Linked DNA regions of Homo sapiens: region 2 is linked to region 1. A link is a loop called in an ENCODE intact Hi-C map of the cell type or tissue named here. Cell type or tissue: HepG2. All regions are shown on one strand. Each heading gives the region's core, and the rest is flanking DNA. Links, peaks and the distances in the headings are about the cores only. Region 1 has its middle 290 kb from the start of USP46. Region 2 has its middle 180 kb from the start of SPATA18.

Evidence for each region. Hi-C counts contacts between places; a loop is a spot of excess contacts. Peaks named below come from ENCODE experiments on the same cell type or tissue, not always from the same donor. Only the 100,000 strongest peaks of a DNase experiment are listed, where the experiment ranks them.
Region 2: a loop joins it to region 1, with 5 times the contacts of the local background. A loop is called at or near these places in 24 of 110 quality-filtered maps.

What each region holds. Positions count from the first base shown.
Region 1 is chr4:52,368,627-52,371,547 of GRCh38, forward strand. No RefSeq gene overlaps it. Among named protein-coding and RNA genes, the nearest start is that of USP46, 290 kb to the right of the region's middle. In HepG2, for the core only: no CTCF peak of the experiment used is centred there; DNase peaks (open chromatin) are centred at 435 and 1,255.
Region 2 is chr4:52,233,324-52,236,244 of GRCh38, forward strand. No RefSeq gene overlaps it. Among named protein-coding and RNA genes, the nearest start is that of SPATA18, 180 kb to the left of the region's middle. In HepG2, for the core only: a CTCF peak has its summit at 1,333 (motif pointing right); a DNase peak (open chromatin) is centred at 1,338.

The sequences.
Region 1 (2,921 bases), core at 177-2,676:
TAGGCACAGTAGGAGATTAACAACAAAAACTAAAAATAGAACAATTATAATAATATACTGTAATAAAAGTTATGTGAATGGGGTCTCTCTCTCAAAATATTTTGTTGAACTGTACCAGTGGGTAACTGAAATCTTGGAGAGCAAAACTACAGATAAGGGGGACTACTGTGTCTTCTTATTTAATCCTCACAACAACCCTATGATGTAGGTATCACCCCTACTTCATATCTGAGGAAACTGAGATACAGAGAGGTTGAGTAACTCCTGTAAGTCTGCACAGCTATTCAGTAAGAGTGCCGAGCTCTTGGTATCCACAGTCTGACTCTAGTACCTCTGCTCTTAAACTCGACACACTCGCTCCCGTCTCCACAGTGCCACAGCCCAGTCCATTTACAGTAAAGAGGCTGGCAGGCCACAAAGGACTCTCTATTTGCTTAGAGCAAATTTTCGTCTTCACCCACTTAAACAAGGAAACAGAGGATTGTTTGAGCTACACTGACCAGCAAACAAGAGCTTCAGGAGCCATCATTCATGTAAGAATTCTATTTATGCTACATTGTGTGTGCACGTGCATGCATACATAAACCAATGCAAAAAAGAATAGTTACCAAAATATGAATGTTTGTTATCTCAGACTGATGAGATTTCTGATGAATTGACTATTTCCCCTTGCATTTTCCTATGTTGTTTGAATGTTTACAAGAGCAATAAACAATTGATACAATCAGAATAAATATATTAAATCATTTTTATTGTGAAATAGTGATGGCTCTGGAGTCAGCTTGGGTTTAAAACACTTTGATCTGAGCTTGGGCATGTTTCTTATCCTCCCTACTTTGGGCTTCCTTATCTGCAAATTGAGGTTAATAAAAATACTGCTATCACTAGACCTGGAGAAGATGACAATGAAAGACACACCATGCCTTCATAGAGTGTGGCAGGTCCAGAGCCACATACATGTGGCTTCTGGAGATGAAAATGAAATTTCCACCTTGAAGACCTGCCATCGGCTCTCATTTCTAACAAGAAAGGCCAGGCCACCATGTGGCCACAGCTCAAACAGTGAGATGTGCTCCAACTCCATTTGGGTTGTCAAATCCTCTTTTCTGTTTTATATCAGAAGTTCAGAACAGCCCCAGGCAGCAGCACTACAAATGGCTTCACCCTTGGCATTCCTAGCATGAGAATCAGTGTCTAAACAACATACTGGAATGTTGAGTCTATTCATCTCCTTTGATCTGGCCAAAGAGGAAGCATTTTTCACATAAGACAGGTACAGTAGTTCTTTCATGCTGTCTCTATGCATATTGACTTTTCGAAAGAACAGTGATTGACAATGAAACCCATCCATGAAACAGAGAATGGAAATAGCTGGGAAGACTGGTTTCCCTGCTGCTTGTGGGATAGAGAACACTGACAGAGGCCATGGCAGCTCAGAAGAGAAGAAAACAGGAGCCAATGGTCTGTGGAACAATAATAATGATGATTACACCTTGTCACCTTCCCTGGCTGCAGAAGACCTTTGCTTTAATATATTTGGAGAAATTCCCAGCCATACATGGCCAGATTCAGTAAGAACCAGTATCCCTGGGTTTCCCAGCCAGGGAAAAGCATGTGACAGGGACTTCTCTACTCAGAGCCACTCAGCTGAGACTTATGTGACTCTAACAGGTCCATAGCCCAATGCGCAGTAAGTCAATACACCGACACCTGGGGCTGCAGCAGAGAACGTTTTAATCGTAAGGCTGCCAAATGAGGGGATGGGAAGAAACCTCAAATCCGCCTCCCTGGGGAGTTTGGGGATAGGGACTTTAAGGGGTTTGGAGTAGGTCAAGGTGTAGGGATCGTTGATTGGTCTGAGAATGCAGGGTGAAGTCATGGGATGGGGAGATGAAGAAACTGCATTCTCATGCTGATTTAGTTCCTCTATGGGGGTCTTCAAATTGTGTGACAACAGCTGTTCCACTGGAATTCAGCATCTGAAAAATATCTTAAGCAATGTTTAAAGAAAAAGCCTTGTGATTCCAATGTGTGATCCTATCTATAGGAACAAGGGATGCAAATGATCAGTGTCTACAGTTACGTGACTTTCTATTATAAGAAGGTGGGCCAGAGTGTGGCCTGATGAATGCTTAATTATAACTGTACATCTGCCCAGAGCTCAGTATGTAATTCTTGTTAACCCTGTGGGGACAGTTTCACTTCCAGTTAGAAGGAGGCTCCCTGGAGCTCCTATTTTACTAGTGAGGGCAGCACTAGAGGTATCTGGCTTCCAGAAGTGCCAGAGAGTCACAATGTCAAGTTCCTGGCGGGGCCGCGGTATTGGTAGGACAGTGGCCGCAGTGGTTTTTCCAGTGTTAGGCAGGGAAGCAGTGGCATTGTCCTTCTCAAAGCATTCTAGAGTTGGTTTGTTCATCCCTCCTGAAAGCCTAGCCTCAAGTCTCCCAATATTCTTTACCAAAATCATTTCCTGCTTAGTTAGTGGCAAGTTTCTTATGTATAACTAAGAACCCTAAAAATTACAAATACCTACTGTAAAGGAATATTTTTAGCCTTCCAGGAGCCTGAGAACCATGGCTGGGCAACGTTGTTGCTAGCTAGTCTCGCACGTGGAGACTGAGCACAGGACTGCTCTGCCCATCTGCTTATCCCCATCCAGGAAACCCATCACGTGAAGTGGCCCTTCTACCACTCCCTGCGCTCTGGGTCTCCAAAGCCCTCATTGTTCTTAACATGATAGGTTTACCCCCTCCCCCGTATCAGTGGCTTTCAAAGTCTGCTATATGACAATCAACTGGGGAGCTTTTAAAAAACACTAATGCCCAGGTCGTACTCCATACAAATAAAACCAGAGTCACTGGGGTGGACTCCAGGCATCATTAACTTTTAAGCTCCCCAGGAGATCCCGATATGCTGCCAAG
Region 2 (2,921 bases), core at 303-2,802, 140 kb before region 1:
TCTACAAAAGAAAATTAGAAATTAGCCAGGCATGGTGGCAAGCACCTGTAGTCCTAGCTACTCAGGAGCCTGAAGTGGGAGGATCCCTTGAGTCATTTGGTCTGGTCAGAAATCTGAATTGGAACTGCAGTTATCCCTAAATAAATCCTTTGAAACCCAAATGAAAACAAACATTCTCTCCCATAAAGTTATCTTCACTCCTTAAATGCAAAAATAGCTTTTTCGCTGGGCGTGGTGGCATGGCCCAGCTAGTCAAGAGGCTGAGGTGTGAGAATTGCTTGAACCCAGGAGTTTGAGGCCAGCCTGGGCAATATAGCAAGCCTCATCTCTAAAAAACAAACAAAGAAATCCCCCAAGATGCTGTCTCCCTGCAGTTATTCTTCTTGTAAATTATTCACTATTTGTTTGGATTTATTTGAACTCCTGCTTTTTGTTTGTTTTCTGTTTTTGCTGTTAAATGGAAAAACTTAAAATCAGATGCTTGGTATCTGCTACCAGCATAAAATAGACTAAGGAGAAAATCCTAAGACACCCTTTTGGATGTTTGTTTTCTAAAATCTATCTATCTATCATCTATCTATCTTTCCATCCATCCATCTCTCTGTATGTAGACTTGTGTGTGTGGGGGGGGGAGGGGGGTGGGTGTTTGTGTGGGTGTTTTTTTATTTGTTCAAAAAAGAAGGAAAAGGATATCAGGGACTCTGCAATGCTTTCCTAGTTGGAGTTCTTCCCTTTTGTATTTACTTCCAACTACCATTTTTGCTAGGGAACTTGATATTCCTAATTCGTGGTTTCATAGGCCAGTGTAGCATAAATCCAGAGAGACATTCAACTCTAATTTCTATGGGGTTAAGCTAAGACCCTGCCCCTTTCTCCTTCCCTTCTCCCAAATGAGGAGGATGTCCACATTTACCTTTGGAGGAGTCTTTCAGTGTCCTCTGAAGCTGGGAAGGCAGAACTGTGGGTGGAGAGGGGAGATTTGCAGGGAATCAAGGTCTGAGATCATAGAAGACTTGTTTTTGTCCTGATTCTGCCCTCAGTGGGCATGTCATCTTAGGAAAGTCACTAAACCTCTTTCTCTAAGCCTCTGTTTTCCCCTCTGTGAAATGAGATTGATAATAATGTTTCTGTTTTGCTTGCAGGGTTACTGTAGAGAGAATGAAGGAAGATGTTATATAAGAAAGCCCTTTGTTAAAGGACTTACTTGCTATGGTTTCCCTTGACCAATAACGATACATACATAGTTGACTTTTTAGGACATGTAATAAAAGACAGTAGGGTATCGCATTTCATAGATGATCATTATGCCTTTCTGCACTAGATGTCAGTAGAGCTCTATGATTCAAAAGGCTCCACTACCTGACCAGGAATAATCTGTTCTTGGAAAATTTTCCAAAGCAAACTCATTGTGTTTTTGCTTATTTTGCATTTCTTACCTAATGGCCATGAATTTGTGTGTCCTCGCCCTGCACCCACCCTCATCCACCCAACTAGAATTCCTCTTTCAGCACAATTTTCTGCTGTGTTGGAGCTTCTCTTTCTTCATTTTCTAGGGAAATTTCTACAAAAACCATTCTTTTTCAAGAGTTTGTTTAGACAATGTGAAAGCCAAAACAGAAAGTCCGAAGGCTATAGGGCAAACTCACAAAACAATTTAGAAGAGTTATTGCAGATGGATTTAGTGCTTTTAAAATTAAAGGTCGCTTAAAAAAAAAACTGTCTGCATTCATGTTTTTTTCACCATCCTGTTGTTGTTGCCATATTTTAGTTTTCCAGCTATGATTTATAATTTAAAAATAGAGCTGAAATACAAGAGTGGTGCTTTCCCTTACCCAGAAATGCTTAGCAGAAGAACCCTCTGTTTTTCAAAATGCTGACTTGTCTCTATAGAGAAGAAAAATAAATCTCTGAGAACCATAGCTCTTTTTGCTTCTTGGAAATAGCTAAAAAGTTCAAGCTAAAGCCTGGCTTTGGACCCATGTCCATCCTTTGGGGACAGTTATGTTCTTTCCAAAAAGTGCAAATTTACTTATGAAGCAGGTCCATGTTTTAACTGGCTTATTCGATCACAGCAGAATTCACTAATTTAATTGCTTCTTTGACTTTCAACGTGAAAATCATTTACCAGCATAAAAATTTTAAAAAGTGCAAGTTGTTGTTAGGATTTTTATCTAAGAATGAAAGGAACTTAAAGTGTCCAGTGTCTGAGATTTTCCAAGATGATCTCTGTTTTACATTCAAACATAGGGATTTAAAAGTTAAATTGCTTTGAAGTGAGACTGAACACCTGATTTATTTTCAAATGCCACTTTAAAAAAATCATTGACATCTATTTACATAAGGCTATTGCCAATTTAAAGAAAGACACAGAGGCAAAATTAATATAGAGTTGATTTGGGCCAAGGTTGATGACTTACCCTGGGAAACACTGGGAATTGCTTCAAAGAACAAAGGAGAGACTCAAGTTTTCAAAGAAAAAAGGACAAATCAGGAGAAGGGTTGATTACAAAACTTGTTTTTTAGGAATTCTCATTGGTTTACAGAAATAACATTGACTCCTGATTGGCTATACATTGTTGAACTATAGGGTGTGAATTATGATGTCCAGCACATAACATTGTTGGGTTAATTTATGGCTACTCAGTGGCGACGCTCAGTCTAGAGCCCATATAGCAGGGAGATTACTTAGCTCCAGGGTGAGGAGTGAGATGTGACTGCTGTCACATTTCATTGCCCCTCTGGGCCTGATCATTTAAAGGGGCTCACATTCTTTAAATAAAAAGTTTCTTTTATTTCTCACTTTTCAACAGTTTTATGTTCCACTCTGTGCAAATTATTGTTTTTTGAATGAAAATGAGTTAATCATTTTTATTGAGCATCTATTATGAGATAGGTACTGTGCTAGAAGTTGAAGATAAATA